Linked DNA regions of Mus musculus: region 1 is linked to region 2. A link is a loop called in an ENCODE intact Hi-C map of the cell type or tissue named here. Cell type or tissue: left cerebral cortex. All regions are shown on one strand.

Region 1 (8,000 bases), 210 kb before region 2:
TAGACAAGTTACAAGAGAAGCCCGGCAGAATCGACCACCAAGAGGTTTCAACTTTTACTACTTTAAAAGAACCCCAAATTTCACCTTTGGATTATGAAACAGATGACAACAGTAACTGTATCAAATGAGCCAACCGTCCCAACAAGAATAAAACATAAACTGGGTGGTGGTGACGCACGCCTTTAGTCCCAGCACTTGGGAGGCAGAGGCAGGCGGATTTCTGAGGTCAAGGCCAGCCTGGTCTACAGAGTGAGTTCCAGGACAGCCAGGGCTACACAGAGAAAGCCTGTCTGGGGGGAGAGGGGGAATAAAAGACGAGACGAGAATAGAGAACTCGCCTAATGGGTTTTCAAGATTAACTAAGCTGTTGCGTAGTACATTGCTTAGGGGTGGTAACTGCTTAACAAACAGCACTGTTAAATTAGCCACTAACAAATAGTTACTAGCTACAAAGTGACACCTCAGAGCAGTTCATTTTCTTTTAAAAAGCTATTTATTATTAAAAATCAAGGAAAGATTTTTAATATAGCTCTCCAATTCTTCGAAATTTGGACTTAACGGTTCTGGCCATTTGGAATGTTAATACCTCCCTAGGTGGTTTTAATGAGTGGCCAAGGTCAGACCAATGGGGCATAGAAAAGAATCCTAAAGTGTTTTGTCAAACTAAGATGCAGAGTGGTTTCCAGGGAGCTTGTGAAATGGCAGACTGCTTGGGTGGGATGGGGTGAGGCCATAGACTGTGGAGCTCTAACAGATCCATAAGCAGTGCCCTCCCTATAAAGAACATGAATAAATCTGATTTGCAGATAGAGACTTGCCTCTGAAGTCGTGGGAAGCGCACGCGAAAGGTGGAGTGATGAACTTCCTGAGGGTCGGGGTGCTCACGGTTAACACAGACAACAGATTAAGAGCATAAGGCATCAACTGTGATTATTCTGTGTGTGGCACAGGACACTAAAGCCCGATTCTTAGTCCAAGATCATAATCAAAAGGAAAAAAAGAGGGAACAATTATTTCTGAATCTTTTCATACACTACTGGCATTTGTTTTCAAAGTATAAAGTCCCCAGACACTATGTGTTTCTAGGACAATTTTTGGATATTCAAAAATTGAAAACTATTCTCATAATAATATGTTATTTGCCACTGTTCTGGCTAAGTTTATGTCAACTTGACATACAAATTATGCCTCCATCAGATCCAGCTGTAAGGCATTTTCTTAATTAGTGATCAATGTGGGAGGGCCCGGCTCATCTTGGGTGGGGCCATCCCTCGGGTGGTGGACTTTAGTTTCATAAGTAGGCTGAGCAAGACAAGAGGAACAAGCTGTGAGGACAAGCTAGAAAGCAGCACCCCTCCATGGCCTCTGCATCAGTCTCTGCCTCCAGCTTCCTGCCCTGCTTGAGTTCCTGTCCTGACTTCTTTCAATGACGAACAGTGCTGTAGAAATGTAAGCTAAATAAACCCTTTCCTCCTCAAGTTGCCTTTTGGGCATGGTATTTCATCACAGCAATAGAAACCCTAACTAAGACATACATTTTAAAAAGCAATTCTGACATTTGGGCACATGATTTAAAGGGGATTTCGTGGGGACTGCTGGCATATTATCATGAAACAAGACCCTAACTGTCCTTGCTTTTGCATTCTTCACCACTACACACAAATACAACAACACAACTACTTATTACTTTGTTTGATGAAACAATAAAAATTCATTTTATTAAATTTCAACCTGTAAGTTTTGACCTCTGTTCGGTAAGATAAAAAAGGACGTATAGGGGCTGGAGAGATGGCTCAGAGGTTAAGAGCACTAACTACTCTTCCAGAGGTCCTGAGTTGAAATCCCAGCAATCACATGGTGGTTCACAGCCACCTGTAATGAGATCTGACGCCCTCTTCTGGTACATCTGAAGACAGCTACAGTGCACTTACATATAATAAATAAATAAATCTTAAAAAAATAAAATAAAAAAGGACGTATAATGTCCCACTCTATAGCAAAGTATGATGGTGGTTACCAGACAAGGTTCCTTAAAACTCTTAGAGCTGAAAGCCAATCTTCCTGACACAACAGCATTCTTTATTTGAAAAAACAACTGAAACTAAAGTGACTTAGACTTTGGTTTTTAGTGGTACTTCTCAAATGAACAAAAATGAAATATCACTTACAAAACCTACAGAGGGTTTAACCAGCATAGATGTTGGTGTCAGAGCTGAGCTTGTTCCCAAGACCCATAAATAGAAGGAAGTTGTCCTCTGGCCTCCACCCACACATTGCGGTGCACTCTCTCATGCATGAACACATGCACACACACACCTGCACTGACTCCACCCCAGCCCCAGGAACAACACACATACAAACCATACAAATGAATAAAGTGTAATTTAACATATATTTTTTAAAGATTGATTTATTTATTTCATGTATGTGAGCACACTATCGCTGTCCTCAGAGACACCAGAAGAGGGCATCGGGTCCTCATTACAGATGGTTGTGAGCCACCATGTGGTTGCTGGGAATTGAACTCAGGACCTCTGGAAGAGCAGTCAGCGCTCTTAACTGCTGAGCCATCTCTCCAGCCCTAAAGTGTAATTTAAAACCTCAAGCTTTTGAGTGACATTTAGAAACTTGGAAAGCTTGAACACAGTAGTGTGAGCTTGACAACTTTTCAATACTTAGGACTTCTCAGGACATTTCTGACCAGATCTGTGTTTAATAAGTGTAATATATGATGCTGCCTAATTCAGTATATCCATATTTAGGAGATGAACTGCGAGTTACCACTAGCTCCTAAGTAGCAAACAGAGATCACAAAACAGAGCCAGGAATGGGCAAAAGCTCCCCTCAGCACTTAGTCGGACTCATGGCCTTGAACGTAAGGGAAGACAACGCTCTCGGTTTTAGATTGCACACTGCCACAGAACCTGAAGAAACTGGTATGTGCTAGCTTTTGGTGCAATCACAAAGAACATCTCCAGCTACCAAAACAGTCCTCTACTTCTGACTAGGTTTTGTACACACACTTCAACCAAAATAACTTTCTTGAAGACAGAACGAAAAGCAGACATGAATACAGCTCCTTTCTAATAAGCCAAGCACTAAACAGACTGACAGTAATTTTTGTTTGTTTGGGGGTTTTTGTTGTTGTTTTTTGTTTTGTTTGTTTTTTGAGACAGAGTTTCTCTGTGTATCTGTGGCTGTCCTGGAACTCACTCTGTAGACCAGGCTGGCCTTGAACTCAGAAATCCACCTGCCTCTGACTCCCAAGTGCTGGGATTAAAGGCGTGTGCCACCACTGTCCGTTTAATTTTTAGTAAATCACATTTTGCACCTCGCAACAGTACTTCTCTACTGCCGGGTTGTTCCTGATTCAAGGCCACAAACTATCCAAAGGCTACTTTTCCACTGGCACTTTCTTCCAACAGTATCCTCTCCCAAGTCCTATTTCCCTTATAAAATCATATTTTCTCTTTCAATGCTTAAGATCTCTATTTCCTAACTTATGATCAGCCCCCTCTTAAAAAGCCACTTATTATTTTGTTTGTATCCTCCTAGATAAAACTACTGTATCCACAGTAAAACTACTGTGCTTTAAATGCTTTTTCATTAATCAAGATACTCCAACTCTACGTTCCTGCTGGTAACATGCTTATTTTTCACTAAACATATGGGCTGGGAAAGCCAGTGAATTCTCTCCTAGTACAGGGCTAGATAGCCTCCCTCCAGGACACAAGCTAAGCATGGCCCAGGGCAATGGGATTTGTTAAAGTGAAGGGAGCATGCCAGTACTAAGACTGAATTTAGGGTTCCTGAACATGCAAGGCAAGTGTCGTGTGCGTGTGTGTGTCTGTGTGTGTGTCTGTATCTCTGTGTGTGTGTGTGTGTGCGCGCGTGCGCGCGCTACCTGATGAAAAACTGAAAAACTTGACTACCTGAACAAACTACCCAAGGGTCAGTATAGGGAATCTGAAACACATCGGACGAGTTTCAAAATGCAAACACTAACTGACCATAGGACTGAAGTCTTTGTAGAGTGGGGAAGGATTTGACAATATGAAATGTCATAAGAGAAGCAAACTAAACGAAGTCAGAAAGTAACAACCAGGTCACTCTGAGTCACTACAGTTGGGTTTTGTGCACCCAATGATCAGAGAAGTCTGGAAAAGAAGGCACCTGAGGTCAGACAGGTAATAACCTCCCGCCTGGCCAAGCGGCTCTACAGCGTTCTAAGTGGAATGTAATACCTAGAACGTGACACTCACGTCATCAAGGCAGAATCGCACAATGGGCGCGGGGAAACAAGGGGGGGCGGGGGGGGAAGGAGGCATTTAAACAAATAAACAATTGATTCTGTCAGAGCCCAGAAGCCTGGCCCAGAGGCGGTGAGGACTCCAATTCAAGCCGTGATCACGCCTTTCTCCACCCCGAGGGTCGCTCGTCCCCAAACTCACCCGCCAGCTACATTCTCAGACAAGAGACAGAAGCTGGCTGAAGTTAGGAAGGAGACCGCGGAGGATCAGCGCCTCTTCGCCTTCCTCCGGAGACCCTCGCGGACCCAGCAGAGAGCAGGGCGGGCGAGGAGGGTCCCCGACAGGCGAGGCCAGCGCTGGCCCGCCCTCCTCCTCCTCCCACCCCCTCACCCTGGGAGAACTCGGAGCGCCTCCCCTACCAGGAGCAAGAGGCCGAAGATGCACCAGCCGATCACCAGCTCGGCCGCCGCCGCCGCCATCTTCGCTTCCGGTCCGGATAAGCCCAAAGGGGTGGGGAGGGAAGGCACGGGACGGGACGGGACGGAACGAAGAGGGACCCGGAACTGCGCAGCCTAAAGGTTAAAGGGGCGGAGGGGCAGAGCGGAGGGTTGCCAAGGAGACCCGGCCCGCGAGCGTCCCCTGGCGACCAGCCGAGCCGAGGCGGGGCGCACCCGACGCACCGTGACGTCACCACGCTGCCCGCCCACGCGCGGCCTGCGTGCCACTTGATCTTGCTGGCACTCTAGGAGCTTTACGGAGGCAGGGCTGTGTCTGTGCCTCTGAATGTAGAGTGACATTACGGGTTTTCATTGCTTCCAAAAACAAGGTTTTGATCCCATTATGCAATCAGAAGTCATCCTGGTGCAGGAATGACTCAGAATAAAAGAATGTCATCTGCCCAGATGACTTTATAATTTGCTGATGACCAGGTCACGTCATTGCTTGACGGCACTGTGCTACCACGTGATGTTTCGTTTTGTTTTGTTTTTTCCATCTGCGCGTACCTGTGAATTTCCATGATGGTTTCATACAATTAAAATGTCCGAGTCTATGAACTGTAGGTGCTAATAATATGCTCAAGTGAACAAAACAGAGATTGTTGTAAATCTTATGTGAAGCTGAGGGAAAACCTGGGATGCTTGCCTGGGTCCCGTGGTGTATTAGTGTGTATTTAAATTGAATAAACAAACCCCGGCGTGATATTTAGTTTTGATTGTGGACGTTTGTCTGTGGGCTTGATACAATGCAGAACCATCTCGGAAGACTCAGTGACAAATTGTCTCGAATACATTGTCCTGTGGGCTTGTGAGGGATTTTTTCCTTTAATTGGGCTGAGGTGAGAAGCCCCACCCTGAATGTGGGTGGTAACATTTCCACATCCCTGGACCAGAACTGAAGACTTACTTAGCATGCGTGCATAACTCATTGCTGTGTGCGCTTGACCTTGGATGTGAGTAGCCACCTCTAGTTCCTGCTGTCTATAACATCACCACAACAATGCGCTGAAACCTTGCACTGTGAACCCAATAAACACTTCCATCCTTAGGACACTAAGACACTTAGGATGCAGTCAAAACAGTTTATGGATGAACTCCATCGTCGCTATAGTTTATTCTGCTGTGATATTATTACTCACCTTGGTCTTATTTCTGACTGGAAGTCTGCAGTAGTTAAGGGTTGGGTAGAAGTGTCGAAATGAGAAGAAAGTGGAAACAGAATGTGTTTTATATGAACCGGTCCCATCAGAAACTCTCTGGTGGAAGTGTGTGTCCGTCTCTGAGATCTCATGTGTGTCCCCAAGTGCATCACCAACAAGTCATGCTTGTGCTTTACTTCTTGAGCCAATGCCTTTTAACCCTTCTGTAGTAGGCTTGCTGGTTAGAGGAGATATCAAAAACCACCTGAGACCAGTCATCCCTGTTGTCTTCAATGGCCCAAATCCTCTTTGAAAACGATCACATAATCAGTAATTTTGTGAGCACAAGCTGTTCCTCCTGAAGCTGCATTTCCCTAATTCTGCCATGGAACAAATAACTTACTTTTGCATATTTCCATAGGATTCAGATCCCATTCCACATTGGTATGAATCAGACAACACCTTTCTCTATATCGTAGTATTATGTCCATTTTCAAATAGGTTCCTTGAGACCTCTTCCATTAGGCAGTTGTCCATCACTAAGTGAAAGTACTTGAGATAATCAATTTATAAGTCTTATTATGGTTTATGATTTCAGAGGTTAGAACCCATGGTTATCCAATCTATTGCTTTGACTCATGGTGTCTTACATGGTATATTATGTAAGACTGTGTGGTAGAGAAAAACTTTACCTCATGGCAGCTGAAGAACAAAAATAGAGGAAGCGACTGAGTCCACTTGTGGTGGTTTTGTAGTTCTACCTCCTCTGTTTCCTCTCTAAAGTATCCAGACACAGCTGATACACACCAGGTTTGAAGGATGAAGCAGCATTCGGAACCAGTGGGGTCTACAGGACTCCAGTCTAGTGTGAGCAGGTGCCAGGGAGAAGGCCTTCTCCAAGGATTTTGATGAATAGCTCTCTTAGACCATCTTAGCTTGTGTACATACCTTTCTTCAGGGAGGGCTTGTATGCGTACACTTTATTCAGGGCAGAGAAGGACTATATATGAGCAGAGAGAAAGAGAGAGAGAGAGAGAGAGAGAGAGAGAGGTAGAAGATGAGAGAAACTGGATTCCTCAGACAAGGTTCCAGAAAGGGAAGCCTTGCTGGTGAAGGAAGTCTTCCATTTTGTGTGGAGATCAGAGGAGCTATCCCGACCCGACATGGTAGACTATCCCTTTCATTTGCAGGCTTTCCCCACAGGTTTAAATAGATATGGCTCCAATAAACTCATGTGTTTGAATGCTTGCTGGGCCCATAGGGAGTGACACTGTTAGGAGGTGTGGCCTTGTTGGAGTAGGTGTAGCCTTGTTGGAGGAAGTGTGATGTATTGTGTGGGGGAGGGGCTTTGAGGTCTCCTATGCTCAAGCTACACCCACTGGGGCTCCCAGTCTCATTTTGCTGCCTGCGTGGATCAAGATGTAAAACCCTCAGCTCCTCCAGCATTATCTCTGCCTGCGTACTGCCATGCTTCCCACCATGATGATAATGGGCTAAACCTCTGAAACTGGAAGCCAGCCCCAATTTAGTGTTTTTTTTTATAAGAGTCGCTGCGGTATCTCTTCACAGCAATGAAACTCTAACTAAGACACCTCTCAAAGGTCATGCCTTTGGTGGCCTAATTTTCATTAGGACCCACTTTCTGTGGTCTTTCCACCTCCCCAAAGCACTGCATTCTGGGGATTCCATCTCCTTCAGTACTCAAGTGTTTGCCTCATGTTTCAGATCCAGACTATGGATTTCTGTCATATGAGATTGCTTCTAATCCGTTAGTTATTTTTTTAGCAAAGGATTGCCAAAACTGTGTACACAAATATGCATACATTTCTCTCAGTCAGCAGCATGGAAGAGTGCATAATTTAAATTCAAAGCTCTGAATTAGGTTGTAAAGCTGACTGTATGGGAAATTCTAGGCAAGTAAGGCTGGTTTGAAGCTTCTCTCTCCCCCCTCCCCCCTCCTTTCTTTTTGAGACAGGATTTCTCTGTTTAGCCCTGGCTGCCCTGGAACTCACTCTGTAGACCAGGCTGGCCTCGAACTCAGAAATCCACCTGCCTCCGCCTCCGCCTCCGCCTCCGCCTCCGCCTCCGCCTCCGCCTCCGCCTCCGCCTCTGCC
Region 2 (8,000 bases):
TTAAAACATTGTACTTAGAAACCAATTAGAAAGTGTAAATGTAGAAGAACAGATGAACTAGTCAGAGGTAGTATAGGAAAAGTATTCACCTTTTCCTACATGATTGAATAATTAGCTATTAAAGTATCATCTTACTCTTGACATACCAAGAGCACATTTTTCTGTGATTAGGACACCATCTCATTTTCCTATGTGGCTTTTCTAGACGACCTGAGCAAGTGTGTGTGCGTCTGGGGATGGAACAGATCATAGAACAAGGAAATGATTCCGTACAAATCTAGCTTGGAGAACCAATGGATTTTGGGGGGTTCCTTATAGGACCATGGGTAACTCAAAGACAGAAAGCTTACACCAGCGTGGGAGAAGACGCGAGAAAGCTTCCCAGTGAAGGGTCTTTCGATCTTCAGCTGTTGTTCAAATAAGCTTAGGGAGCAGCTTTGAGTCCCTGTAGCTTTCTGGGCTTCCTGAGCCTTATAAATTTTGTTAGCTTTTTGAGTCTGAATGAACTTTCCTCCTCGTTCTTGAAGGAATGTTTCAATCCAGAGGAAAGAATTACACAGATCATAGCAAGGTTTTCAATATCATGAACTTATAGTAATGGATGCTTCTGTTTTGACAAAAAAATGTATGGTCAGTTCATAAATACCTTTCCCAGGAGGTTAGCTCAAAATAATAGCTAGGTAATACCCTTAGCTCAAGTTTACAGATAAAGAAACTACAGCTCAGGAAAAAAAGTCATATTTTTTTTCTATCATAAAATTCTTTATGCTCAGCATCTAGTTAATTCTAAGAGAGTGGCAATTCATTTTAAAGATGTATTAGAAAATGAATGTTTTAGAAACTTTCATTCCCAAAACAGAAAATTTAAAAAAAAATCTGTAATGCACTCATCCTAGTTAGACAAGAAATGAGTTAGGGACAGAGAGGAGAGCAATGGCTCCTGGACCCAGTTGAAATTGGCCCAGGATGATTATGTAGAATTCCCTGGATCTGTCATTCTGTCCAGACACCAGGCAGCAGCTGCAGAAGACCGAATTGCTTCTCTCAAATGTGTATTGAGTTTCATTTCCTTTCCGCATCAGCAAAATAAAATGAAATGGGGAATTTTGGAAATGGTCTGAAATATTATTGCTGACATCGCTGTAATTTGGCAATGGTCGGACCATTACACAGATGATTTAGCAGTTTGGGGAATTTACTCTGCATGTGGCACCAGGCCTGAGTCAGCCTGACACTGTCATTTCAAATTCCACCGTTTCCCTCGGGATTCTCTGTGATCTTCATCAAAGAGTTGTTTGTGGGAGACCTACTCTGTGTGTCTGCCCTTGTGTACATCTGAGAGCTGAGTCAGTCCACATTAGTAGCTTTGTAGAATGGGCCTTTAATGTTTCATTTGATGTCTTGTTTTTGCCCATCATCTATCTCCTCCCGTAGACATCCCTTTGGACCTGGCTTTCCCCCAAAGCACCACTCTCTCGTTCTATTCCACTAGCTAGGATTTATGGCTATGCTGTCTCCACCTATAAAAACCAGTCACCCCTCCCCCACCCCCTTTCTGTTTCTCTGTTTTTCTATTTCTGTTGTCTTGCTCTCTCATTTTTAGAGGACTTGCTTCTTACAATTTGCCATTTATCACCTAGAAACTGCAGTTGTAAGTGATTGGAAGGGGTAGGCTGTAATGTGGAGTTTGCTAATGTCCTGCGCTATCATGTTTCCCATGGTGCACTGGTTAACTGCAGCCTGTCACCATGAGGAGTTATGGGAACAATTCTGAAAATGCCTCTTTTGTCTCTATTCCAAATATTCGGGTTTCAGGAGCCTGGAAATTCTGAGACGGTTTTACTGAGCATGAATGACCATCGCCTAGATGTATCGTTCCCAAAGGCTGATTCTAAGAGAGTCTTGAATTTTGCAGTGCTCGTATAAATGTCCACTGGGCAGTTTTCCTCCTGCAGAAATTAGCAGAGTTAACTGCTAGCTATGACTCTGGAAACAATAATAGGCTCTAGGTTAAACTGTTTCTTAAATGGAACTGTCTACTGTTTGAGTCAGCAAATTATCACAGATCTTTCTAGATCTATCGCTGTTGTCACTTGTTGTTGCTGGCTGGCTGGCTGGCTTTCAACTCAAGTTTGTAAATCAGGCTAGGCTCACAGAGGTATGCCTGCCTCTGCCTTTCAAGCACTAGGATGAAAGGCCTAGACCACCACTCCAGTCTGTTTTGAATGCCAGTGACTAGAGATAAATTTTTGCTAGACATGCATTTTTTGTGTTTCAAATAATAGACCTTACATTTTGTCTTAGAAATATTTTTGAAGAACCCCACTGAACATGTCTCTTGAAAGTTTTATTCTTTGATTATAGAATAGGAGACATCTCAAGAAGTAGGACTGCAGGAAGGCTGTTGGTGAGCTGCCTCTTATTGAGGGCACCTGGGCAAATGCTGCCAAGGTCGCCTCAGGAAAGCAGAAGACGGAGGTGTGGAACTGTCCCTCTGTCAAAGATGACATGCTAATGGACAAACTCTCCTCACCGTTGATACTCAGAGCATCAGTTCCTCTCACCCCTCTATTCTGTCTTGCCAGGGTCAAATTAATTTATTGGCTTCAGAACAATTCCAGAGAAAGGAAACCAAGGAAAGCGGCAAGGGTAGAGTTAGAAAAGCACATTGGCAGCACACACAACTTTATAAGAGCTGCCCATCAGCTGCAGCCAAAAATCAATGAAAGCCCTAGGCCTGTGGGCAACGGGAACTTACATTCCGATGAGTTTGTACTTTTACTGAACAAGTAATTTGCAATAGTGGAAGTTCTTTGAGCATGGAAGTTACTTAGAGTCTCTGACCTATACCAGGAAGTAGGGGTGAAAATAATAACCACTTGTGGTTTCTGGGAGAACTGAATGCCGTGCTTGTGGAGCTGGAGAAATGGGTCAATGGTTAAGGACATATGTGTGTTTACTTTTCTATCGTGAAAGCGCCATGGCCAAGATAACTTACAAAGAAAGCAATTAGGGCTTTAGCCCAATTAGGGCTTATATTTCAGAGAATTAGAGTCCATGATGGCACAGCAAAGCCATGGCGGCAGGAACAGCTGAAAGCTCACATCCCTATCCCCTCAGGTAGGAGTCAGTGAGAGACACACTGGGAATCTTTTGAAATCTCCCCTCCCCCTCAGTGATACACCTCCTCCATCAATGTCCCACCTGCTAATCTTCCCAAACCATTCCACCAACTGGGGTCCAAGCATTTGATTCATGAGCTGCTGGGGGCCATTCTCATTCCAGCTGCAATAGAGCATATTTTTGCAGAGGGCCAAAGTTTGGTTCCCAGCCCCTGTGTTGAGTGATTCGCAGCTACCTATAATTCCTGCCCTGTGAGGACCGACATCTCAGGCCTCTCTGCCGGCACCTGCTCTCATATGCACAGACACATTAAAAAAATAATCCGTCCTGCGTAAAGCACAGATCCTGGTAGGGGAAATATGTGCTGTTACGTTCCTGATGATATATATAGAAATGTACAGCACTAATGTTAATAGCTCACTGTTTTACATACGTTTCAGGGTTAATTAATACACTGTAGAAAGGACTTGGCTACTCAACTACATGATCTAACCTTAACATTAGTTTTATGAAAGAACAGACAGTAGGGAAGTCATCGGTGAGAATTAACTCCCACGTGTCCTCGTAATTTGATTAGAATTGACTAGAATTCTTTTGGTTAGAATTGATTTTGGGTTCCCATGGGTCTAACTTTCCGGGTTTATATTTTTAAAGAAAATTTTAGACATTCTATGTCTTCTAAAAAAATATTTCATCGTTTAAAACCGAGTCAAATACAAAGAAACAACCTCTGCTCCTCCTGTTTGCTAACTTCCTCTGATGTCAAAGTGAGTAGAGCGCTTCTTAAATTCAAGAGGAAACTTAGAATGCTACGGTTTTGTTCCTGCTCACTTCCCTCCAGTGGAGAGAAAGAGGCAGCTGTTGCTTACTATTTTCAACTTTCTTTTGTTTGAGATGTACTAAATATGCAACACATGAATGTATGTTTTTTTTTCTTGTCTGGATTTAAAACCCACCACTTCATTTTTCTGCAAACAATGATAGAATTTAAAACAGAGAAGCCATCGAGATCATCTGCTTCCTGCATAGGACCTGACCAGTTGATTCCACTTAAAACAAGCTCGTCATCTAACATCTATGCACTTCTTTGGTGTTTTTCCCCTACATACTTAGCCTGACTGCTAGTTAGTATATACTTCTCTTTCTAATGAACAATGAAAATTCTCCCTGTTAATTATTTTAATCAATCTACCACCAAATAATATTTTTAAATGTATTCTCAATTTAGATTATATTAATCTTATTAGTCTGTTAATAGTTTATCAAACACACTACGTTTTCTCTTATGGATAGCTTGTTCCATGCCTGGGGATACACTCTCTGCTCAGAGCCCTGGCTGCATTCGGCTACCCATTCTTTTCATCCTATAACACTTACAAGTATTATTTGATCAGCCCAGAATTAAGTGCCAGACTGCACATTTCATCCCTTCTTTGCATTCTTTTATTACAACATAGTTTTGGTCACTGAAATGTTTCATGTCATGAGTCTATTACATAGATATACCATATATGCAATAAATTTATCAATGGTTTTCTTCATTGGAAGCAGTGTTACCCTCTAGGGGATATTTAGAAATGTCTGTAAATATTCTTATTTGCTGTTATCAAGGAGACATGGCTGGCTTCTGGCCTACAGTGAAAAGTGGCCCGGGATGATGCTAAACACCCAGCAGTGTAGGGGACACCCTACAGTGGAGAGCTGACCAGAGTTCTGAGGTTAGACGACCCAAATGACAGATAGATATGTATGTTGGTAAAGAGTGAATGGACCTTTACTGTGTACCATGAAGACTCCGACAGTTGCACACCCTTCAGTAAAAACCCTGACCAGCCTATCTGGCTTTTTAAAAAAATATTTGTTTATACATTTAGTGTGTGGGGAGATGAGTGTGTGTGTACACACACATGCACACACACACATGAGCACATGTATATGTGAGCATGTGTTTGCCCATGAAGACCAAAGCAATCATACCCCCTAAGAGCTGGTGTTACAGGCAACCATGAGGTATCCAGTGTCTCAGTGCTGGGCACGAAACTCAGCATTCTGGAAGAGCAGCCAGCTCTCTGGACCACCAAGCTGTTGCTCCAGCCCCTGTGTGCCTTCTGGGACCCACACTGTGAACATTTTAAGTAACTTTGCCTCTTTCTTTGAAGAGATCCAGATGCTCTGCATCTTGGCTTCATAATGATTTTATGTTTTGAAACAAATAAATTTAATATGTTTAGAATGCTGGCTTTAAATCAGGGTGACTGAGTTGAATTAGGGACCTTGAGCATATGACCTAATATCTCTTGCCTTTGGTTTACTCCTATGTAAAATGTTGGTGCTTATAGTAGATTATTCTTATTTTTTTTTTAATTAACTCAAGATCACTTTGAAGTGGTGTGCTGCTTCTCTGGCTTTCTGTTACAACGCACCCTCTTACCCTACAGGATTAACTTCAACAGACTATCAGCTCTGTTCACGGCAGCATCACAGTCACCACCTCAGCATCAGCAGCATTACTACCACCATCTTCACCATCACCATCCTCTCCATCACCATCCTCACCACCACCATGCTCATCATCATGTCACCATCACTATCATCCTCACCCTCACCATCACCATCACCACCCTCATCATCATTACATCATCACAAAGGCTTATCTCTCTTTGCCCTTCTTTCAGCCAGTGCCAACTTTTCTAATGTCCTGTAAGAATGTACAATTTTAACTCTATTTTGAGGTGCTCAAAGCTGAACCCCAGATTTCACACAAGTTACTCTAGGCATATGATGTGCAATAGAACTGAATCACTGGCCCCAGAGTTATTTCAAACTTGAGATTATGTTTGTGATCAAATACATTTTAAATATTGATGATAGTATCTGTGAAATTCTATTTGTCTTCCTATGCCAAAAATTTCACTCCACTTTTATAAATAACTGTTATCCACCTTATAGGCAACCCTTTTTCTAAATAGATAAATATTTTCTTCTCTGTCGATGGGACTGTTTTTTAGAATTTATTTGTATGTATGTGGGTCTTTTGCTGAATGTATGCCAGGGTAATATACACATGGGCCTGGTACCTTTGGAAGCCAGAAGAGAATGTCAGATGCCCTGGGACTAGAATTACAGACAGATTTGAGTTTCCATGTGCATACAAGGAAATGAAGCTGAGTCCTTGGAAGAGCAGCCAGGGTTCTTAACTGACAACTCATCTCTTCAGCCTCGTTAATAGGACGCTTGTCATTAGAGTCTGAAGATTTTTAAGGTCCCTTTGCACACTCCATTAGCCACAGCCTATGGTGCTAGACACACAACTCCTAAGCTTTCTGTCATGGGTAGTATTCTCTGTCTAGACCATCACTTTCCGGGTGAATGTTCTGTCATGACAGACAATTCGTGGAGCTCAGTGAAATGATATCCCTTGAAATGTGTCTAGGACAATTAGAAGATGATTCTTAAAATTAGGTTCCTTCATGGTTTTTTTGTTTTGTTTTGTTTTGTTTTGCTTTGCTTTGCTTTGTTTTGGATTTGGAGCGTGGAGGTAGAGAAGGCCTGCATACTGTTTCATACAAGGGGGGGATCAGAGGACAGCTCAGGAGATCAATTCTCTCCCTCCACTATGTGGGATGAAGTTATTGATCTCAGGTCCCACACCATAGTGGCAAGTGCCCTTACCTACTGAGCCATCTCATTGGATAGAGAATCAATTTTTAACTTTTAAAAAAGAGATTAATCTCCTGAGACTCTGGAGTAACTATTCACCTGATATTTTAAGCTTAAAGTCCTCACTGCATTTCTAGTCTCTACATGCTATGAAAATTGAATTTGTTCGTTTTATTTTACCTGTGCGTTATTTATACTTCATTTTATTAGATGCCAATAATCTTAGATCATTAGAACTACACATATGTATTTCTGTTTATAGAGTATTTCACTCTTTAAAATGTTCTAATTTCTTAAAATTGGGTGATTAATATTTTTTAAGATTTATTTATTTTAGGTATATGAGTACCAGAAGAAGGCATCAATTCCAGTACAGATGGTTGTGAGCCACCATGTGGTTGCTGGGAATTGAACTAGAACCTCTAGAAGAGCAGTGAGTGTTCTTAACCGCTGAGCCATCTCTCCAGCCCCCATTAATTTAATATTTTTGCAAGAGAAATAACAATGCTCATCAAAAAAATTGCAAAGATATAGGTGAAAAAATCACCTTAGTGATGCAATGCAGATATAGTACAGCCTGTTCATACCTTACACATACACAACATACACTACATACACAACACATTCTATATCACATACTCACACACACTAAACACACACACACATACTATATTTACACACTCTCTACACTCAACACACATTCTATACACAACACACTCTATACAAAATACTGAAGTATGACCTGAGGAGAAACACTAATAGCCACAAAAATGCATCAATTATCATTTTAATCATTTTACTTTGTTTTTTTCCCCCACTCTTATTCTCAAGACCTGTTGAAGGCTGATGTGCAGATAATTAGTAAATGGATAAACAGACTAGCATTTTTAAAAGAAATTCAATTGTTAGGTTTGCATGATATACTAATAAATATATCCATCTTTCAGACAGAAATTGAGCAAAAAATATGTCACTATTGTTATGTATCATCCACCATGATATTAATGTTCATCTTGAACAATTGTGACTTAATAAGAACATATGTCCTCTGCCAGAAGCCCATTATTAACGGGTAGAGCCTATAATGTATCGCTACCATCTATGCCAGGGTTTTGACTGACTTGGTCTTGTGATGGTAACTGTCTTAGTCAGGGTTTCTATTCCTGCATAAACATCATGACCAAGAAGCAGTTGGGGAGGAAAGGGTTTATTTGGCT

The links. Hi-C counts contacts between places; a loop is a spot of excess contacts. Peaks named below come from ENCODE experiments on the same cell type or tissue, not always from the same donor. Only the 100,000 strongest peaks of a DNase experiment are listed, where the experiment ranks them.
Region 1: it touches region 2 in a loop (2.0-fold over the local background); 3 of 42 quality-filtered maps call a loop at or near these places.

Annotation. Positions count from the first base shown.
Region 1 is chr1:24,675,486-24,683,485 of GRCm38, reverse strand. It overlaps Lmbrd1 (LMBR1 domain containing 1), which reads right to left and starts at 4,942. Exons shown (of 16, transcript NM_026719.2): 1 at 4,670-4,942. The coding sequence starts at 4,729. In left cerebral cortex, CTCF peaks have their summits at 1,907 (motif pointing left), 2,467 (motif pointing right) and 4,884; DNase peaks (open chromatin) are centred at 3,938, 4,420, 4,916 and 5,486; H3K4me3 peaks cover 2,342 bases; H3K27ac peaks cover 2,281 bases.
Region 2 is chr1:24,464,540-24,472,539 of GRCm38, reverse strand. The region is part of intron 11 of Col19a1 (collagen, type XIX, alpha 1); the gene reads left to right. Among named protein-coding and RNA genes, the nearest start is that of Gm26418, 80 kb to the left of the region's middle. In left cerebral cortex, a CTCF peak has its summit at 3,954 (motif pointing left); a DNase peak (open chromatin) is centred at 1,130.